Regions from separate parts of the Homo sapiens genome. Here all the other regions are linked to region 7. Evidence: chromatin contacts called from ENCODE Hi-C or POLR2A ChIA-PET data. All regions are on one chromosome and are shown on one strand. The core of a region is the stretch at or near the end of the contact, and the rest is flanking DNA. Distances in the headings are between cores, read along the strand shown. Region 1 holds the start of TEF (TEF transcription factor, PAR bZIP family member). Region 2 holds the start of SNU13 (small nuclear ribonucleoprotein 13). Region 3 has its middle 22 kb from the start of SNU13. Region 4 holds the start of XRCC6 (X-ray repair cross complementing 6). Region 5 holds the start of PHF5A (PHD finger protein 5A). Region 6 holds the start of EP300 (EP300 lysine acetyltransferase). Region 7 holds the start of GTPBP1 (GTP binding protein 1).

What was found. A loop is a pair of places that touch in the nucleus more often than their neighbours do. ChIA-PET counts read pairs that join two places held with the same protein, here RNA polymerase II (POLR2A). Pooled maps may share reads with other maps.
Region 1: a loop to region 7 is called in a pooled map, with 18 times the contacts of the local background. The contact joins the promoter of TEF here to the promoter of GTPBP1 in region 7. A Hi-C loop is called at or near these places in 1 of 168 maps with a recorded cell type or tissue (posterior vena cava) and 10 of 50 pooled maps. POLR2A ChIA-PET finds 5 or more read pairs at or near these places in 2 of 52 experiments (A673 and activated T-cell).
Region 2: a loop to region 7 is called in a map of ascending aorta, with 11 times the contacts of the local background. The contact joins the promoter of SNU13 here to the promoter of GTPBP1 in region 7. A Hi-C loop is called at or near these places in 1 of 168 maps with a recorded cell type or tissue (ascending aorta) and 7 of 50 pooled maps. POLR2A ChIA-PET finds 5 or more read pairs at or near these places in 1 of 52 experiments (CD4-positive, alpha-beta T cell).
Region 3: a pooled map shows a loop between it and region 7 (6-fold over the local background). The contact joins the enhancer-like site here to the promoter of GTPBP1 in region 7. A Hi-C loop is called at or near these places in 1 of 50 pooled maps. POLR2A ChIA-PET finds 5 or more read pairs at or near these places in 3 of 52 experiments (CD4-positive, alpha-beta T cell, activated naive CD8-positive, alpha-beta T cell and endothelial cell of umbilical vein).
Region 4: a loop to region 7 is called in a pooled map, with 13 times the contacts of the local background. The contact joins the promoter of XRCC6 here to the promoter of GTPBP1 in region 7. A Hi-C loop is called at or near these places in 8 of 50 pooled maps.
Region 5: a loop to region 7 is called in a pooled map, with 11 times the contacts of the local background. The contact joins the promoter of PHF5A here to the promoter of GTPBP1 in region 7. A Hi-C loop is called at or near these places in 4 of 50 pooled maps.
Region 6: a loop to region 7 is called in a map of CD8-positive, alpha-beta T cell, with 6 times the contacts of the local background. The contact joins the promoter of EP300 here to the promoter of GTPBP1 in region 7. A Hi-C loop is called at or near these places in 1 of 168 maps with a recorded cell type or tissue (CD8-positive, alpha-beta T cell), 1 of 37 single-sample maps with no recorded cell type and 13 of 50 pooled maps.

Annotation. Positions count from the first base shown.
Region 1 is chr22:41,380,666-41,383,365 of GRCh38, forward strand. TEF (TEF transcription factor, PAR bZIP family member) reads left to right here and starts at 1,277. Exons shown (of 4, transcript NM_003216.4): 1 at 1,277-1,536. The coding sequence starts at 1,380. It overlaps LOC105373042 (a long non-coding RNA gene), which reads right to left and starts at 1,246. Exons shown (of 3, transcript XR_938271.3): 1 at 1,075-1,246. RefSeq lists silencers at 496-1,095, 1,126-1,825 and enhancers at 960-1,254, 2,036-2,115.
Region 2 is chr22:41,687,518-41,690,217 of GRCh38, forward strand. SNU13 (small nuclear ribonucleoprotein 13) reads right to left here and starts at 1,350. Exons shown (of 3, transcript NM_001003796.2): 1 at 1,277-1,350. The coding sequence starts at 1,279. It also overlaps the pseudogene C22orf46P. RefSeq lists enhancers at 550-719, 1,270-1,449 and a silencer at 831-1,030.
Region 3 is chr22:41,665,394-41,668,093 of GRCh38, forward strand. No RefSeq gene overlaps it. Among named protein-coding and RNA genes, the nearest start is that of SNU13, 22 kb to the right of the region's middle. Within about 2 kb of position 1,403, at least 39 of the 41 ENCODE cell types and tissues checked have a DNase peak (open chromatin) inside an H3K27ac peak, as active enhancers do; they include CD4-positive, alpha-beta T cell and endothelial cell of umbilical vein, where a contact is called at or near this core.
Region 4 is chr22:41,619,967-41,622,666 of GRCh38, forward strand. It overlaps XRCC6 (X-ray repair cross complementing 6), which reads left to right and starts at 1,329. Exons shown (of 13, transcript NM_001469.5): 1 at 1,329-1,379; 2 at 2,024-2,120. The coding sequence starts at 2,039. It overlaps DESI1 (desumoylating isopeptidase 1), which reads right to left and starts at 1,077. Exons shown (of 6, transcript NM_015704.3): 1 at 786-1,077. The coding sequence starts at 873. RefSeq lists an enhancer at 495-1,096 and a silencer at 828-1,097.
Region 5 is chr22:41,467,308-41,470,007 of GRCh38, forward strand. PHF5A (PHD finger protein 5A) reads right to left here and starts at 1,385. Exons shown (of 4, transcript NM_032758.4): 1 at 1,295-1,385; 2 at 817-840; 3 at 141-307. The coding sequence starts at 1,346. ACO2 (aconitase 2) reads left to right here and starts at 1,810. Exons shown (of 18, transcript NM_001098.3): 1 at 1,810-1,875. The coding sequence starts at 1,840. RefSeq lists enhancers at 1,115-1,784, 1,354-1,915, 1,916-2,477.
Region 6 is chr22:41,091,243-41,093,942 of GRCh38, forward strand. It overlaps EP300 (EP300 lysine acetyltransferase), which reads left to right and starts at 1,350. Exons shown (of 31, transcript NM_001429.4): 1 at 1,350-1,856. The coding sequence starts at 1,763. It overlaps MIR1281 (microRNA 1281), which reads left to right and starts at 1,271; the gene lies at 1,271-1,324. RefSeq lists silencers at 251-540, 641-1,410, 1,591-1,690 and an enhancer at 1,801-2,040.
Region 7 is chr22:38,704,694-38,707,393 of GRCh38, forward strand. It overlaps GTPBP1 (GTP binding protein 1), which reads left to right and starts at 1,251. Exons shown (of 12, transcript NM_004286.5): 1 at 1,251-1,454. The coding sequence starts at 1,263. RefSeq lists enhancers at 9-694, 695-1,380, 930-1,079, 1,381-2,066 and silencers at 700-849, 1,170-1,579, 1,760-1,899.

The DNA of each region.
Region 1 (2,700 bases), core at 27-2,526, 2.7 Mb after region 7:
TGCAGCGGAGTCTGATCTGTACTATAAAGAGGTACAAAGTTCTGAGCGCTGTTTAGGAGCAGCTTTCCATTTGTGTACCGCGCCACATATTACATTTTTACGGATTTCTGCGGAACTCCCGGGGAGGCTTTATATTTTAAGAGAGGAGGTGGTTCTCCCACAAAACGTGGCATCGGTACCTGGTGTCAAGGAGGTTTTTGTTTTCTAGGTAAAAGAAGGGAGAGTTCTAGAAAGGAAAAGAATTTCACATCTGTTTGGGACTGTGGAGATTCTCTAGCCCAACCTCTTAATTTTATGGCCGAGGAAACAAGCTCCAGTGAAGCAACCGGACTTTCCCAAGGTCATAAGCTAGTAAGTGGGAGGGCGGAAACATGTACTCGGGCCCTGGCTCAGGTCAGAGCTTCAGGAATGCTCCCTCCACGCTAGTGTTGATCTGGATGCGTGGGCAACCCGACACCCCGCTCTAGGGCGGCCAAGCCTGCTCAGGCCATCCCTACGACTTGGCAGGTCGCGGTCCCCGGCCCTGCCCTCAGGCGACCTCTGGGTCGCGTGGGAGCAGAAGTGCGGGCTAAGCTCAGCGTCCCTGCCCCGCGACCCTGGGCAGAGTCCCCAGAACAAAAAGACCCGTCCCTCCCTTCCCCTCCCGCCCCGCCACAGCCCCGCACGTGCGGCGCCTCGTGCACCGCCCCGGGCCCCGCCCCCGCCCTCCATTGGCTGTTCCCGCGCCTTCCTCCTCTGCCCCCTCCCCCCGCGACCAGACTCGGCTGCGGCTCCACGTGACCCGCGGGGGGTGGACACGCCGCGCGAGCAGGAGCTCGGATAGGTCGCTTTGGCCGGCCTGGCCGCTCCGAGCTCCGCCCCTCTTCGGTGGCGCGTCGGGAAGGTTGCAAGTCGGGGACAAGAGGGAGAGGCTGCGGTGGTTGGGGAGGGCGGGGGTTATGAAGAGGGCGGTGAAGGGGGAACACTGGTAGGAGGGAAGGGACCGCGCCGAGGAAGGCCCACCACAAAGACTCCAGCAGGCGCCAATCAGGGGACACAGGGGCGGCGGGGCGGGGCCTCCGCGAGGGTCCTCACCTGGCCCCGCACGTGTCTATCTTATCCCGGCTGCCCGACCAATCACGGCCCGAGGATCTGCGCCTGCCCCTCTCGCAGGCTGGACCAATCCAGAGCAACGATCCGGGGAAGCTGGCCTGGCCTCATGAATAATTAATGTGCCAGAGCCGGTCCGCAGGCGGGGTAGCGATGGAAGGAGGCGGGGGCGCCATTGGGCGCCTGCGCAGTAGCTGCCCGTGTCGGCAGCTGCAGCGGGTCGCACGGCTCCGGCCCATCTCGGGGGGCGGGCGGGGGAGGCGAGGTGCGCGAGCCGAGTCCGGGGCACGATGTCCGACGCGGGCGGCGGAAAGAAGCCGCCTGTGGACCCGCAGGCAGGACCCGGTCCGGGGCCGGGGCGCGCAGCTGGGGAAAGGGGCCTGTCGGGGTCCTTCCCCCTGGTCCTGAAGAAGCTGATGGAGAACCCCCCGCGCGAGGCGCGCCTCGGTGAGGGCGGGGGGGTGGTCCGCGCGGGCTGGGGGCGGGGCTTATACAGGGGCGGGGCCTCGTGAGGGCGGGGCCGGGGAGGCAGTGGGTCAGGGAGCAGTGGTCCAGCGGAGGGGGATGGGGCCTGGATGACCAGGAGCCTGGAGGACGAGGCCGGGGGGCTGAGGACAGAGGGTCAGGGGCGGGCTGAGACGGTGGGTCTGGCGGGAGAGGGTGGGGAGAGGTTTTGAGGAGGCGGAAGGGGATCGGGAGCAGTCACTTAAATGACGCTCCAGGGCCCCTCCCCCGGGGCCACCTGCATCGGAGTCACTCGGGATGCCTGTTTAAATTGCTGGTTCCTGCGCCCCACCCAATCTGCGGTCACTGGGACAGGGGTCTTGCATTTTAAGGAGCACCCCACCGCACCCCCATTATTTTCCAAGTACACCAAAGTTTAGGAAGCGCAGGCCTAGGGTAGCGAACTGTCATCGTACGTGGCCTTACCCCTCCCGGAGGGACCTGGCTTCCTCCCTGGGTGTGAGTAGCGCCAGCTACTAGGTCCAACGGGAGCCTTTCTGTTGCGGGGCTTCTGCTGAGCGGGTGGGGGGGGTGTGGGCGAGTAGTGTGAGGCGCCTTGGGAGGGGAGTTTTGGGCCAAGCAGAGAAACGATGAGGGTCAGATGAGTCCACTGAGGCCCTTCGCCTGGTTGGTTGGGGCTGACCCTTAGATTCTGGGGCCACGGCGGCAGGACTGAGCTTCATCTTTTTGCCTAGGCCAGGAACGTCACTGGGGCGTATACGGAAAGCAGGTCTGGCCTTGTTTTTCGCCCTGGGAGATGGGGTGCAGGGAGCAGCAGGAGGGCCGCCTGTGGTGGGGTTGTGGGTGCACTGAGGTATACTTTGAGTGTGAGACCTTTGCATTTCCAAGAGCCATCAGTTATTCAGGGTTTGGGAAAGGGATAGGCCTTCGAGAGTTGTCTGGCCTGGGGAATGGATTTTCCTTTTTAAAATGCCATTTCTCTTCCTTTCCTGGGTGTATGCTGAGGCTCCCATCCCTGTGGCTGTCACTGTTGAGTTATAAATAGCTTCAGCACATCAGGTGAGGCCAGCCTCTCTCCTCCTGCTTTGGGACCTCATGTGCACAAACCCTTTTGTTTGTTTTTGAGACGGTGCTTTGTTCCAAATC
Region 2 (2,700 bases), core at 100-2,599, 3.0 Mb after region 7:
ACTAGCTTATAAACACTAATTGAAACTTGCTTAGGGTGTATTTATTTGCCTTTCAATTTCTTCAGGGGTTAAATAAATTAACGAATGATATCATACCACCAGCCAACCTAAATCCCTACCTAGCATGATCAGTTTGGTTTCGCTGTACACCAGACAGCCAAAACTTGCAAGGTTTTGATTGAACAACAAATACTGCGTGCTTACTCTGTACCAAGCATCAGGACTAGATGTTTACCATGCTTTATTTCATTTGATCCTCACAACACCCTCATGCACTGTCATCCCCATTTTACAGTTGAGGAAAACTGCAAAGTTCAACCTGAGACCATCCGATTCCAAAACGTTTCAGGGAGCTGCGTTAAAGCGAGCACTGAGTTTGGAAGCTTCAAGTTCTAGGCTCAGCCACGTACTAAGCTTCAAAATGCATGGGAGGAGGTTTGTGGGGAGTGCTACCGCCGGGATCCAAGCTCCACTGGAAGGATTAACTATAGAAGTTACAGTGCTTTACAAATTCTTCCCTCCTCACCAAGTGCCAACCAAAACTACTACGCCAGGACACACGTTTTAGAACTTTCCCTAGATGTTTAAAAGTCAGAGACGACCAAGAGTTTAGAGACGCCGCACGTGGTGCTACCAGACTTCTGGTTTTTGAAGCCACCGCCTTGCAGGAGAAGCCTTTCCTGCACTCCAGGCCGTGAGTCGCGCTCACTTCATGTTCCCCACAGCCCCCAAATGCCAAAGGCTCCTCTAGGTCCCTGGCGCGTGTGACTCGCGGCGGGCACTAAGCGCAGACCCATGGGAGATCTCCTCCTGAACCCCAGCAACGGGGGTGGGGTGAGGTAGGGTGGGTAGGAGAGGTTGATCCGAATCCCAGGGTCCCACGCCATCGTAGATTTCGTATGAAAAGAAACAAGGAAAAAAAAAAGTTGGAGCCAAGTTTTCTTCACCCAACTTTTTGCCCTCTCCCACGTGGGTTGGTCTCTTTCTCCCAGGCTGGGCCATGCCCCCTCCGCTCGCTGCAGGCCTTTTGCCAAGCAAACAGACCGTGCGGCAAAGCAACACAGCTGCGGGGATCCTAAGGTTTCCTGAGTTCTAACCTCGGGCCAGGCTGCTGGGACCCCGCCGCTGCTGGGGTTCTAACTAAGGGCCCGGCGGTTAAGACCCAACGCCGGCGGATGAGACGGCGCAGGCTCTAAGCCTCCATCTAACAGGCTAGGGAGTGAACGCAACCCTGAGTCTCCCGCTTCCCGGTCCCTCGGCCGGCGCACGCACTCACCATGGCTGCGGTTCCGCGGGCTCAGCACTCCTAGGGGAGCGCAGCTGACGTTTCAGAAGCACTCGCGTGCACCGGAAAAACTCACAGAAGCAGCAGCGGAAATGGCCCCGCGCGGCAGGAAGCGAAGGTGACGCTACGCGAGCGAGTGGGCCCCGCCCTCTACGGGGGCACTGGCGCGGAAACTGGCCCTGTGTCGAAGAAGGAACGTACTTTGGCGTTCTTATGAGCTGCCTAGTACAAATTATTGGCAGAAACAATGAATTAAACATTCAAAAAGTAACCCACCGGCCGGCCGCAGCGGCTTATGGCTGTAATCCCGGCACTTTGGGAGGCCGAGGCGGGCGCATCACCTGAGGACAGGAGTTCGAGACCAGCCTGGCCAACATGGCGAAACCTCGTCCCTACTAAAAAATACAAAAATTAGCCAGGCGTGGTGGCGGGCGCCTGTAACCCCAGCTACTTAGGAGGCTGAAGCAGGAGAATCGCTTGAACCCCGGAGGTGGAGGCTACAGTAAGTTGAGATCATGCCACTGCACTCTAGCACTCCAGCTGAGGCGACAGAGCGAGACTCTCAAAAAAAAAAAAAAAAAGGCCGGCCGGGTGCGGTGGCTCCCGCCTGTAATCGCAGCACTTTGGGAGGCTGAGGCAGGCGGATCACTAGGTCAGGAGATCGAGACCATCCTGGCTAACACAGTGAACCGTCTCTACTAAAAATACAAAAAATTAGCCGGGCATGGTGGCGGGCGCCTGTAGTCCCAGCTACTCGGGAGGCCGAGGCAGGAGAATGCCGTGAACCCCGGAGGCGGAGCTTGCAGTGAGCCGAGATCGCACCACTGCACACTGCACTCCAGCCTGGGCAACAGAGTGAGACTCCGTCTCAAAAAAAAGAAGAAAAAAAAGAGGGCCGGGTGCGGTGGCTCACGCCTGTAATCCCAGCACTTTGGGAAGCTGAGGCGGGCGGATCACCTGAGGTTGGGAGTTCGATACCAGCCTGACCAATATGGAGAAACCCCCGTCTCTACTAAAAATACAAAATTAGCCGGGCGTGGTGGCGCATGCCTGTAATCCCAGCTACTCGGGAGGTTGAGGCAGGAGAATCGCTTGAACTTGGGAGGTGGAAGTTGCAGTGAGCCGAGATCGCGCCATTGCACTCCAGCCTGGGCAACAAGAGTGGAAACTCGGTCTCAAAAAAAAAAAAAAAAATTCCAGCCACTAAACAGTTAAGGCCTGGCTCATTATAATTGGCTGACGTCCCTGCCTGCTCAGATATTTAATATTTTGAATAGAACTTTTGGGTAAAAGAGTCTTCAGGGTAACATTTATTTTCCCACCAACACTGATCCTAAGATGGGAAAAGTAATTCCCCCACAGGAAATCAGGATACTGCAAGCAACGAGAAAGGCATGTTGAGTGGTTAAACAAGA
Region 3 (2,700 bases), core at 153-2,652, 3.0 Mb after region 7:
TCCAGTGGAATTGGTTAGGCCTTTGGAAGCTCACGAGGCTGATTTAGCAAATTTACATCTTAGTGCCATCATATATACAAGTGACCTTGGGCAGTTTATGAGGCATTTTGAGCCTTAGCTTCCACATTCTTATAATAACGTCACATGGTGAAAATGAGAAAATACGTAAAAGAACATGGCACTCAATAGATACAGTTGGCCCTCTGCATCCGCAGGCTCCACATCGATGGATTCAACCTACATGGATCAAAAATATTTGGGGGCCAGGCGTGCTGGCTCACGCCTGAAATCCTAACACTAGGAGGCCCAGGCAGGCGGATAACGAGGTCAGGAGTTCGAGACCAGCCTGGCCAGCATGGTGAAACCCCATCTCTACTAAAAATACAAAAAATTAGCCGGGCATGATGGCGTGCACCTGTAATCCCAGCTACTCGGAAGGCTGAGGCAGGAGACTCGCTTGAATCTGGGAAGCAGAGGTTGTAGTGAGCCGAGATCGCGCCACTGCACTCCAGCCTGGGCAACAGAGCGAGACTCTGCCTCAAAATAAATAAATAAATAAATAAATAAAACTTGGGGAAAAAATCGATGGCTGCGTCTGTACTCTTGCTCTTGTCGCCCAGGCTGGAGTGCAGTGGCGCGATCTTGGCTCCCTGCAACATCTGCCTCCTGGGTTCATGCGATTCTCCTGCCTCAGCCTCCCGAGTAGCTGGGATTACAGGCGCACAACACCGCACCTGGCTAATTTTTTACTTTTAGTAGAGACGAGGTTTCACCATGTTGGCCAGGCTGCTCTCAAACTCCTGACCTTAGGTGATCCACCCGGCCAGGCCTCCCACAATGCTGGGATTACAGGTGTGAGCCACCGCGCCGGGCCAGACTTTAAATTTTGTCATTAGCCCGCCGGGCGCGGTGGCTCACGCCTGTAATTCCAGCACTTTGGGAGGCCGAGGAGGGCGGATCACCTGAGGTCAGGAGTTCGAGAGCAGCCTGGCCAACGTGGTGAAACCCCATCTCTACTACTAAAAATAAAAAAATTAGCCGGGTGTGGTGGTGGGAACCTGTAATCCCAGCTACTCGAGAGGCTGAGGCAGGAGAATCACTTGAACCCGGAAGAAGGAGGTTGCAGTGAGCCGAGATCACGCCACTGCACTTCAGCCTGGGCGACAGAGCGAGACTCTGTCTCAACAACAACAAAATTGTCATTATTCCATAAATAATACAGTATGACAATTATTGACATAGCATTTACATTTTATTAGGTATCGTAAATTATCTAGAGTATAATTTAAAGTATCCGGGAGGCCGTGCGTAGTTCATATGCAAATACTGCGCCATGTTACATCAGGGACTTGGGCAACCTCAGATTTGGGTATCCGCATGGAGTGCCCTCTGGCGCTTGACTTCTACCGCGGCCATCGCGCTTCCATCCGCCAGGTGGCGACACAGCCGGCGCGGAGCGCCGATCTGGGCCTGCGCATGCGCGCCACGGACGAGGCAGGCCGGGTGCCTGGGCCTGGGAGCCATAAGCCGGAGAGTCTGGCGGGCTAAGCTCAGCGGCATCCGGGTTCCTTGTGGCCGCCGCAGCAGCTCGAGAACACGAATCCGTTTGGCCAAAACTGAAACAAACACACGGATGCACATATGTCTGTTTACTTCTAGGCCAGGTGCAGAGGGAACGTCTGGAATGACACTCAACGAAAACTGCGGTTACTTGGGAAGATGAGCCTTTTACCTCTCAGCCTTTCCCCTTCTGTAATGTCTTGTTTTAATGTCTTGTTGAAAACCAGAAGAGGCCGGGCGCGGTGGCTCACGCCTGTAATCTTAGCAGTTTGGGAAGCTGAGGTGGGGGTGATCACCTGAGGTCAGGAGTTCGAGACCATCCTGGCTAACACGGTGAAACCCCGTCTCTACCAAAAATACAAAAATTAGCCGGGCGTGGTGGCAGGCGCCTATCATACCAGCTACTCGGGAGGGTGAGGCAGGAAAATCGCTTGAACCCGGGCGGCGGAAGTTGCAGTGAGCAGAGATCGCGCCAATGCACTCCAACCTCAAAACAAAACAAAACAAAAAAGTAAACAAAAAAAACAGAAGAAAGGCAGGGCAGGACCACGAGCTCTGAGGGAGATTAGTCATCCACTTCCTCTCCCTGCCGACTATCCAGAAATTCCATCCTCATTAGCATCCGTATTAGGAGAGGAAACACACCCAGGTTTTACTGGAACGGGAGCTATGTATTCAGCCTTTCTTGTTTAAGCCACACTGCCCCTGACTGTAAGGACCCTGATGCAACCTTCTCTGCATCATGTATGGAAGCAAATCCTACGTGGACTTCTATCTTCTGAGGACTCAGGCGGCTCGTGGGCCATGCCAGCACTTCTAGTGTTCCTCGCTACCCTGCAATTTTAGCATGACCATTTATTTATTTATTTGTTTGTTTGTTTATTTATTTATTTATGACTACAAAGATCCAGAAGACAAACATGACCATTTCTTTCTTTTTTTTTTTTTTTCTGAGATGGAGTCTTGCTCTGTCGCCCAGGCTGGAGTGCAGTGGCACCATCTCAGCTCACTGCAACCTCCACCTCCCGGGTTCAAGTGATTCTCCTGCCTCAGTCTCCTACGTAGCTGGGATTACAGGCATGTGCCACCATGCCCAGCCAATTTTTGTATTCCTAGTAGAGAAGGGGTTTCACCATGTTG
Region 4 (2,700 bases), core at 79-2,578, 2.9 Mb after region 7:
GTGATCGTCACTGAATGAGGGCTGGTTTTTCTCCTGCCAGTTAAGTAGTTTAATGGAGCACAACCGAAATACTTTCTTTACTAATCCTTATTCACACAGCCTCATCCAAACTTCCCCCAAAACTGCTTTCTTGCCATTTGAGCAAAAGCAATTAACTTAGAAACTGTGGGGAGAAGACTGCTTGGTGAATTCTGGAGTTCGGGGCTCCTCTTATCCTGACTTGACCTACCTGGGGGCGATGGCTGGGTCCCTAGGCAGCTCTATCTCCCCCATCCCACCTATCCCTGGGACTGCAAAGGGAGCTTCCTTTTGGCACTGAGACAAGGTTCTCCGAGAGCCACCCGACCTCCGCAGTGTCTCTGTCACCACGAGGGGCACCGCGCGGCAGGCATCCTCACCTTTCCTACACCGCGCCAAGGAGGCAGGAGTGCACTGGGCTACCCGAGCGAGGCAGAGAACCCGCCGGGATCCAGCGCTGGTTTACCCCACACCCTCGTCGAAGGGGCTCTCGAGGGCTCGGTTTCTGCCCAAGCCCCCTGCAAGGTGGAGGCATGACTCCTCCATCCCTTCCCCTTGAATTCAAACGTGAGGATGGTATCTGCGAGGCTAAAGCGGGGCTCAGATGGCCCAAACTTCAGACCACTCTCTTCTCCACTCGGCTTTTCTTCCATCCTCCTGGCCATGTGTCTCCCCGTGAGTCGTGGCCCAAGTCTCCCCACCTCGGCCAGCCGCCACCCTCTGGCCTGGCTCCCGCCCTCCTGCCCACCTGGCCCCTTCCCCCTCACCCAGCATGATGGGGCTGAGCCGCCGGGCCAGGCCTTTGGACAGGTCGTACACGTAGAGCTTCACCGGATAGAGATTCGGCGGCTCCATTGGGACCCGTGGCGACGGCGGCCACGACGGCCCTCGGGCACCCGGCAGCGGCTTGGACCTTCCCGTACCCGACGGGAGTGCGAAGCGGAGGGAGAGGGGGGGACCGAGCCCGGGCCCGGGCTGAGGGGTGGGGGAGAGGCCGCCCTGCGCTGCTCGCGCCCCCACACCCGCTACCGGCAACGACTACTGTGAGGTGACAGAGAGGGGACAGGGAGGGCCCACACGGAAGAGGGGGCGGGGGCAGGGATGCACTTTTGCGCATGTGCTTACAGTCCTGACGTAGGAAGGGGCGGGGCTTTGCCGAAGGGGGCGGGGCTCTCGCTGATGGGTTGGCTTTCGTCAGGGACATAGGTAGAAGCTGGTTGGGGAGTGTGCGTGCCAGCCTGACGCGATATAGTGCGCACATGCGTGATGACGTAGAGGGCGTTGATTGGGACCGAGTACAGGGCCCGCGCATGCGTGGATTGTCGTCTTCTGTCCAAGTTGGTCGCTTCCCTGCGCCAAAGGTAAGCGGGCCGTTATCCATTTGTGTTGTTCGCCAGCTAGGCCTGGCCTCGTCCCGCTTCGCTCGGTCGGTCTCGCGCGCCCCCATAGCCTTGCTAGAGGGTTAGCGTTAGCCTTAAGTGTGCGAATCCGAGGAGCAGCGACAGACTCGAGACCACGCTCCTTCCTCGGGAAGGAGGCGGCACCTCGCGTTTGAGGCCCGCCTGCGTTTGAGGCCCGCCTGCGCTTGCGGCCCGCCTGCGCTTGAGGCCTGTCTGCGTTTGAGATCTCATTGGGCGTGATTGAGGAATTTGGGGAGGTTTTTGGGCGGTATTGAGGACGAGGGGGTCCGTTAGTCAGCATAGAATCCTGGAGCGGGAATCCCTCACCGTCTAAATGGCGTCGGGGGCGGGACCTCCGGGATCTGGCTTCCGCGGGCCGCCGCCGGCCCTGAAACGTGAGGGATAGCTGAGATGAGGCAGCTACTGGGATGGCCCCCATGCGCATTTACATGCAGTCCGACTGCCGAGCTTTCGAGGCAGCAGGATTTACCGTCCACATTCCTCACTACTAACCAAGCTTTTAGAACAGATCTCACAAGAACCTAGAGGTCGGTATTTTTTCGATTTAAATTTGCCTGTTACTGACGTTAACGTCTTTCGCCTAGTGAGCAGTAGCCAACATGTCAGGGTGGGAGTCATATTACAAAACCGAGGGCGATGAAGAAGCAGAGGAAGAACAAGAAGAGAACCTTGAAGCAAGTGGTAAGTGACTTCAGCATGTAGTGCCATTCGGTGTGTGGAAGAAAGACCTTCCCTGCCTATCTCTGCTGGATGGACTTTGCTGTTTGATGGCCTGCCCTTCTCCTCCCAGATAATTCTGAAATTCTTTTCTTCCTTTGAACTTCGCAGAGCTACCCTAGGCTCTTATATGCAGATCTTACTCTAGTGTGCCCTAAGTTTTTTTTGGACACTGGTAGTTTGACATCTTTTGGTCCCTGATAAATGGCCATGACCATAGGTATTTTTTGTCATCTTAAGTGGTTCAGGTGAGACCCTTCTCATCCAGGAAAGTAGTGTTACCATTCCAGGACCTCAGTGTAAAAATGCCCCCACCCTGCAATAACTACACCAACCAAAGAATAAACGCAAGCAACACAGTTACAGGAAAGTGATTGATTCCCTCACTATAGCCTCCACGTTTGGGAGTGTATGTGCAGGCAACACAGTAACACATAAAACAAAGGAAGAGAAATAGGGGTACATGTAATCTTCATACTGGTTAATTTAACTCCTGAGCAGAAAAATTTTGAATATTTTTATTAAAAATGAGAAACGGCCAGGC
Region 5 (2,700 bases), core at 135-2,634, 2.8 Mb after region 7:
GACTCACAGAACTTGAAGAAATTATAACCTAGATGACTAGATGAACACAGTAATCTCCATAGACCATAGGAGATTGCAGTGGATGGCAAAGTGTTACTAAACAAAAGGAGGAAAGGTCAGATGGAAAGCTGTACACTTACGTCCTTCTCCTGGATGGTGCACTCCTTACAATAATAGGCATCAGAGACCCCAGGTCCTCCACAGATCACACAGCGCCCCTGGTAAGATCCATAGTTACACTCATCACATATGCGCACCAGAGTGCAGGGACGCACATAGGAGTCACAAATCACACACTTGCCATCACCTGTAAGGAAGAGAATGGAGTCATGCTCACAAGTTCTTCAGTCCTCTGCTATCTCCTGCCATGGGGAAATATACTAGTCTCCTGGGAAATACACTAGTCTCCTTTTGACAGTGACTTTAGGGCCCTCCTCTTGGCATCACAAAACTTGGTTTCCCCAGTGTCCATCTCAAGCCCCTCAACACATACAAAAGTTTACCAATTAACATATGTGAAGAGCTTAGAAAAGCACCTCGGAGATGATAAGCCTGTATAATTGCTGGCAAAGTGCTGTGTGTTGGGGAGGGGTCATGCTACTCTGGCGATTCTTCCCGTTGAAAACTAGAGAGATACAGCGTTAAATGTGCAAGCGGCAGTGGGGAGTTAGAGGGGCCTTTGGCTAAAGTGCAGCATTCAGTGTTCACATACTTCCAGGCACATCTACTCAAAGCCCTCTTTGTGGCACTTTTGCTGGTTCCACAGAAAACTGGGAGTGGGAAGGGTGGGTTGTTGGGACGGTGTGTTCCACTCACATTTTTCACACAGTCTTCCGATGGCTGCAAGATGAAAGATGGTAAAAAGTACAATTAGAATAAAGGTTTTGAGAAAGAGGAGAAGTACATCCTCGAGCTGGGGGTAGGGACATGAGTAAGGACTGCAGTGAGTGAGACCTGCGGATAGCCATTTTATCATTACAAATTTCCATATGAACCAAACCTACATCCAAGCACCCTCCTGAATCTCCTCCAACGCCCTGGGCAAGCTCAGAGTTTCTCTGGACCTGGTTCAGACCCCACCCCCCGATACCTGCCTGGGGCTCCCAGCACGCGCACCCCCGCCCTCTTCTCATCAGAGGCCACAAACCTGCGCGCTCCTACAACACCCCGCGCCTGAGAGGCGGGAAACGTGGCGCCTGCGAGGCAAGCCCCTAAGGAAGAGACGGGAACCCCCGACCCCCCAGCTCCTAATACCACCCCTGCCCAGACAGCCAGGGGTAGGGCGCAGTCTCACCAACACCAGCCTGCTTGCGGCAAAAGATCAAATCAGGATGATGTTTAGCCATAGCTCCTAACTAAGCCGGCCACCGGAAGCTTCGGGAACTTCCGTCCGACCTTTAACCCCCATTGTTCCTGCCTCCACGTCGCTGTGATTGGTTCTCTAAGCTTCCGTCAGTTTACAATCCTTGCACCAGGCCCGTCTTGCTCTCGCGCGAGTTTTTGTCGCTGCTGGGCGGCCAGGTCCTGGCAGGTGCATGAAACTCTTAAAAACTCTCCCAGATTTGGATGGCGGAGATAACTAAAATTTGTTCTTGGGTAAAACATCTTTGTGCTTGGTATCTATTTCTGCAAGTGTCTTTGGGCAGTCCGATTTCCTCTTGCGTGTCTGTTCGTTGCACGTGAGCTCCGCCCATTGCGTTCACAGGGTTCTGGCGCCTCTAGGGAGGCCTCGCCTTCACCGTGACGCCCCACTCTTCCGGGCACGCCCCTGCCCAAAGGCTTTAAAGGCGCCGTGTGGGACGTCACTTTAATGCGACCTCATCTTTGTCAGTGCACAAAATGGCGCCCTACAGCCTACTGGTGACTCGGCTGCAGGTGAGCGAGCTCAGGGACCTCTGGGTTCACGGGGGCGGGGTGCCTCCTACTGTGCCGGCGGCTGTGGGCGAGGCAGGGCGAGGCGGGCCCAACCTGGGGCCAACTTCTCGTGTACCTGTCCCGGTTGTGGGCCCGGCACCCGTGCCCGCTTCTCTGGTGCCCTAGGTCAAGGCGTCCCCGGCACAGTCAGCTTTCCTGGCCCTGTCCCTGCCTCGCAAGAAGCGTGGGCCCAAGCAGCGGCGGCCGGGTGAAGAGCGGAGGCACCTCTTTCTTCTTTTTGAGGACAGCATTGCCTGCTCCCGTGGGGTGTGTTTCCATTCCTCAAGGTGAGGACAAGGTGACTAGGGGGCGCGGTCGTTGTTGAGTCTTCTAGGCCCAGTTCCTGAGGCCTCACTTCCCATCTCTTAGCAACAGAGGCATGACAGCATCTACGGTTGCCAGGCCTGGAGTCTGGAGAAGAAACTAGGACCCTGTACCACCTTTTGAGGACCCTGCGGAACGTGGAATGTCGGGGAGGGGGGCGGTCTTCTGGGCCCATACGTAGTAAATAATATAATAATAGTCTCTCACCTTTGCACAAGATTTGAGGCCTGTTTTAATTCTTCATAATATTATTTGATTCCTGTAATCGTAGGAATGAGGTGGTTTTTCTCATTTGATAGATGATAAAGCTGGTAGAAAGTAGGTGAAAGTTCTGATTCTCAAGAGTGTCACCGAAGTGCTGTGGCAGAAGCATGGGCCCTACCACCACTCAGTTCTTGTTTATGTCAGCCTGCCCTCACAGAACTTTATGAACCACGGTGCAATTATTTCTGTTTGTCAGAA
Region 6 (2,700 bases), core at 100-2,599, 2.4 Mb after region 7:
CCTGCCTGGTGAATTCGACCGGGGTTTTGGGGGACCCGCCACCCAAGGGCCGAAGAGCAGGGCCGCCCTACGGGCGCTCCCATTTGGCCACCTGAGTGGCGACTTGGCGCCTTCCTCGGAGCAGCTCCGGGGTTCCGTCGTCCCGGTTCCCACTGGTCCCTTACGCAGAGACCAAAGGCAGGAACCTTCCCTCGTAACTATCCACCGACTGAAAATAGATTCTGAGTCCGCCCCCGCCCCTCCCCCCTTAAAATCCTCCCCACTCTTAAAATCCTCCCCTTTAAAGGGAGCCACAGGGTGACGCCGGGGGAGTTTGCGGAAGCGCTAACCGCGTTGGGGCCTAGGGCGGATCCCGTGATTGGGACAGGCCCCGCCCCCGGCTCCACTTCCCCCATTGTGTGAGCGGCTCGGGCCTAGGCCCCGCCCCCCTCCGGAGGCCCGGCCACTCCCCTTTTCCACCCCCCCTTGGCTCATTTCCGGCCGCCGCCGCTACCGCTAGCCTGTAAGGAGGATTCGGCAGAGGGAAGAAACAACAGCCGCCATCTTGTTTGTGTGCTAGGCTGGGGGGGAGAGAGGGCGAGAGAGAGCGGGCGAGAGTGGGCAAGCAGGACGCCGGGCTGAGTGCTAACTGCGGGAGCCAGAGAGTGCGGAGGGGAGTCGGGTCGGAGAGAGGCGGCAGGGGCCGAGACAGTGGCAGGGGGCCCGGGGCGCACGGGCTGAGGCGACCCCCAGCCCCCTCCCGTCCGCACACACCCCCACCGCGGTCCAGCAGCCGGGCCGGCGTCGACGCCTAGGGGGGACCATTACATAACCCCGCGCCCCGCGGCGTCTTCTCCCGCCGCCGCGGGCGGCCCCGAACGGAGCCCCGGGGGGCGGGCGCTCCCAGCACCTGGCCGCCGGCGGTGGGGGCCGTAGCAGCGGCCGTATTTATTTATTTTCCGCGGGAAAGGAAGGCGAAGGAGGGGAGCGCGGCGCGAGGAGGGGCCGCCTGCGCCGCCGCCGGAGCGGGGCCTCCTCGGTGGGCTCCGCGTCGGCGCGGGCGTGCGGGCGGCGCTGCTCGGCCCGGCCCCCTCGGCCCTCTGGTCCGGCCAGCTCCGCTCCCGGCGTCCTTGCCGCGCCTCCGCCGGCCGCCGCGCGATGTGAGGCGGCGGCGCCAGCCTGGCTCTCGGCTCGGGCGAGTTCTCTGCGGCCATTAGGGGCCGGTGCGGCGGCGGCGGCGCGGAGCGCGGCGGCAGGAGGAGGGTTCGGAGGGTGGGGGCGCAGGCCCGGGAGGGGGCACCGGGAGGAGGTGAGTGTCTCTTGTCGCCTCCTCCTCTCCCCCCTTTTCGCCCCCGCCTCCTTGTGGCGATGAGAAGGAGGAGGACAGCGCCGAGGAGGAAGAGGTTGATGGCGGCGGCGGAGCTCCGAGAGACCTCGGCTGGGCAGGGGCCGGCCGTGGCGGGCCGGGGACTGCGCCTCTAGAGCCGCGAGTTCTCGGGAATTCGCCGCAGCGGACGCGCTCGGCGAATTTGTGCTCTTGTGCCCTCCTCCGGGCTTGGGCCCAGGCCCGGCCCCTCGCACTTGCCCTTACCTTTTCTATCGAGTCCGCATCCCTCTCCAGCCACTGCGACCCGGCGAAGAGAAAAAGGAACTTCCCCCACCCCCTCGGGTGCCGTCGGAGCCCCCCAGCCCACCCCTGGGTGCGGCGCGGGGACCCCGGGCCGAAGAAGAGATTTCCTGAGGATTCTGGTTTTCCTCGCTTGTATCTCCGAAAGAATTAAAAATGGCCGAGAATGTGGTGGAACCGGGGCCGCCTTCAGCCAAGCGGCCTAAACTCTCATCTCCGGCCCTCTCGGCGTCCGCCAGCGATGGCACAGGTTAGTTTCGGCAGCCCCGGCCTTCCACGTTCCCTTTAATCTTTTCTACTCGGTGCGCCTTTATTCTTCCATTTTTTTTTTCTTCCTCTCTCTCTAGTTCCCTGCCCCTTAATTAATTTTAAAGGTATTTGAATGAGCTGGTCGAAGACGTCCAGTAGCCCAACCATTTTCTTTGCCTCCTAATACATTGATTGCAACACTATGTCATATCGGTGTGTGTTCTGGAATTAGAGCTCGTAAGTGGGTGCTATATAGAAATGGCCTGTATTGTTGCTCTCATGCAATTTAATTTGGGAAATGCCAATGCATTTGTGTGTAAGAGCTCCTATGCAATTTAAGTTTCATTTTTTTTGTTCTTGGCAAATGAATTTCGAATCCTTTCTCTTTACTGTACTTACTGTGTTTCCTCTACTTTCCACTCTTCGAAATTTTCTCTCCTTTGCAGAATATTTTCTGTTGAGGAATAGGGTGTAAAAAAATCTTGATTTTGTGTGTGCGAGGTCCAAGATTTCAGGTTAGAGGTGAAGTTTAACAATTCTTTTATCTTACCTACCATTCTTAGCTTTTTTTTCCTTTTTCTTCTTATTTGCTTTAAGAATCAATATGGAGCGCAGTTCATTTCACATCTCCCAGTTCTTTGGTGTGAGACCAAAATGTCTGAAACTCTGGGTTTTTAGGTTGGGAGAACAGGGGCATGTTCTTTGCAGTTTGCAGTCACTTTCTCATTTTAGGGGAAATAAGATAAACAATTTTGTGGAGTTACGTACCTGGAAATCAAGGTTAGAAGTTGAAAGAGTTCCAATCATGAACTACAAACGTGAACTGATTGTACAAAAGTTTAAAA
Region 7 (2,700 bases), core at 1-2,500:
GATTCCCAGCTGTGTTTGTGCAAATAAGACTTGATAGTAGTGGAAAACAGGGACAAGAAGAGACTGTCTCTTTCTTCTCAGGTAGATCCCCAAAACTGAAAGCCATTTTCAATCCTGCCACTTGCTCACTAAAGATTTAGGGTTTAGGTCCAAACCCTAAGTCTTGGATTCCTTATCTTCTCAAACATGCTCTTGTTTGCTTGATGCCTGGTTCGAGTGGCCAAGGCCGACATTCATAGACGTTGGTTAATCCCTAATTTCGCCAAACAATGACGGCCTAGGCTTTTCCGGCTTTTGAAACAGGAATTCAAGACACTAAAACGTGTGTTGATGGCATTTTGGGTTGGGGCTTTTCACAACTGATGACACTGGAAAAATAATCCATAGGAAACTACCTTATGAGACCCTAGATTTCGGTTTAGCAGTTCACCACAAAAGTGGTGAGGTGTTTTTTGGCTTTTAATTTTAGCTGCTTGCCTCTGTTTTTAGTTCGTGTGATTGCCTCCGCAAAGGCAGTGAATGGAGAATTCTCCCTAAGGTCAGCATTTAATTATTGCCTCACTCTGGCTGCTATAGTATTACAACTCTTGGAACTTACAGCATCGATCCTACTATTAAAGTTGCCTGGAGCATGCCAGCACGTTGGACATCGGCGTTCCAGCAACTGCCTCAGTCACTGAATCGAGTGGGAGGCTCATTTTGCAGTTTACTATCTCCATGAGCAGGTCCAGGCGCGGGACCTGTTCTATGACTCGATTGGGTCCTGCCCTTGTCCGTCATCGGAAGGCTTACAGCGCCTACTGTTTTGCAGTAAGATTTGCAGGCTTAGTACCGCCTCTGGAAACAAGGAGAGTGAAGGGGCGTTGACGAGTAACGTTGTTTGTATTTCTCTCCTCATTGGATGGCTGCTGTGTCAGTCAGACACTTCTCTGCTTCCGTTGGCGGGAAGGCTTCAGGCGGGTAGCGGGGACTCGGTACTGCCCCCTCCCAAGCTGGGAGCAGGGCGCGTGACGTCTCAGACATTTGTTGTTGGGATTTGGGCCTCATTAATTATTCATTAGGTACTTGAAAGCTCTGCAGGGATTGGTGGCTGAGAGGCCTAGTCGACTGTTTCTTAGCTAGAGGTACGTGTCACCCAGTACGCGGCTGGAGTTTTGCATAAATTATTCCGATAAGGAGCGGGGCGGGGCTCTGTGCATAGATTAGTCAAATGAGCCTGGGAGGGAGGGAAGCCGGCTACGAATTAGCCTAAGTTATTAAAGATGGCGACGGAGCGCAGTCGCTCCGCGATGGACTCGCCGGTCCCGGCCTCTATGTTCGCCCCCGAGCCCAGCTCCCCGGGGGCGGCCAGGGCCGCGGCGGCCGCCGCCCGACTCCACGGCGGCTTTGACTCGGACTGCAGCGAGGACGGCGAGGCGCTCAACGGCGAGCCAGAGCTGGACCTCACCAGCAAGGTAGGCCCGGGCGGCGGCGGCGGGCGCTGAGGGGAGCGGGCGGCTGGCCGAGCAGTCTCCCGGGCGACGGCGGGGCCAGCGGCCGCCCTGTCCGCGGGGAGCGCGGAACGGGAAGAAGGGGCCGAGCCCGCCCACCTGCTAGTCTCCGGGACGTGCGGGGGTTCGCGGCGCGAGGGGCCGTCCCCATGGTCCCCGCACCCACCTTGGCTCCCCCGCGTCGCCAACCCAGCCTCCCGCCCTCCCGTCTCCCGCCGAGATCGTAACCCCTCGGCTCTGCCACGTGGAACGGGGGCGCCCGATGCCAGCTGCGCTCCGCGCGTTCCCTGTCCCCGCTCAGTGCCCCTCCCCGTTCTTCGGGTCCCCACTTGAGGGGATTCGGAGACCGAGAGTCTCCTCTCCCTGGACCGCGCGGGACAGCAGAGGGGCGAGGGGGCCCGGGCAGGGGGCCGAGACGCTCATGAAGACAGGTAGTCGGAGGCCAGGGCAGGGTGGCCGCCGCGTCTCTTCCCAGACTCGGGAAAGGAAACAGAAAGTAGTCGCTCAGCTGGGGAGGAGCATGTCCGAGAATGTCTACTTTTCGAGGCCACCCGAAACAAAATGGAAAGATGGTCAGGCTCCTTAGTCTCGCTATCCTGTGAGTGGAAGCTCATCTTGTATGAGTGGAGCAGTGAAGGACGTTTAAAACCGTGTTTTTTGAGCTGTCGAGAAGGTAGGCAGGAATTAAGGCCTCGCCAACGGCTTGACATTGTGAAGAATAGAAAAGTAAATACAAGATGTGACTGGTGTTTTGAAGGTGCTTAACGTTCCTTAGGGAAAGAATGCCAACTTGGGAGTCAGACAGGGCTGGGTTCCCTTTCCTGCCCTACCATCGAAAGGCTCTGTGACGTTGGGAAAGTTTCTTAACCTTTCAGTTCTCCAACCACCTCATCTTAAGAAAGTACAGATGGGTTGTAAAAATTAGAAATATTTAAGAAGACACCTAATAGTGCCTGATGCATACTAGAGACTCAGTAAATGTTTGAAGTGAACGAGATAGTTCCTAATTTCCTGTGCAGATTAAATAGCAGTGGGTGAAAGATAGAACACCAATACCACCACTTACATTTGTAGGATAGTTACGATAGACATTTTATCCAGCTTTGAAAATGTTTGTGACTTTTTATAGTTTATGGCGGCAAATTTGCATGAAACTTGGTCCTAAACTGGGGAGGAACTTTCCCTGCAACCTAAGCAAGTTATTTTCAAC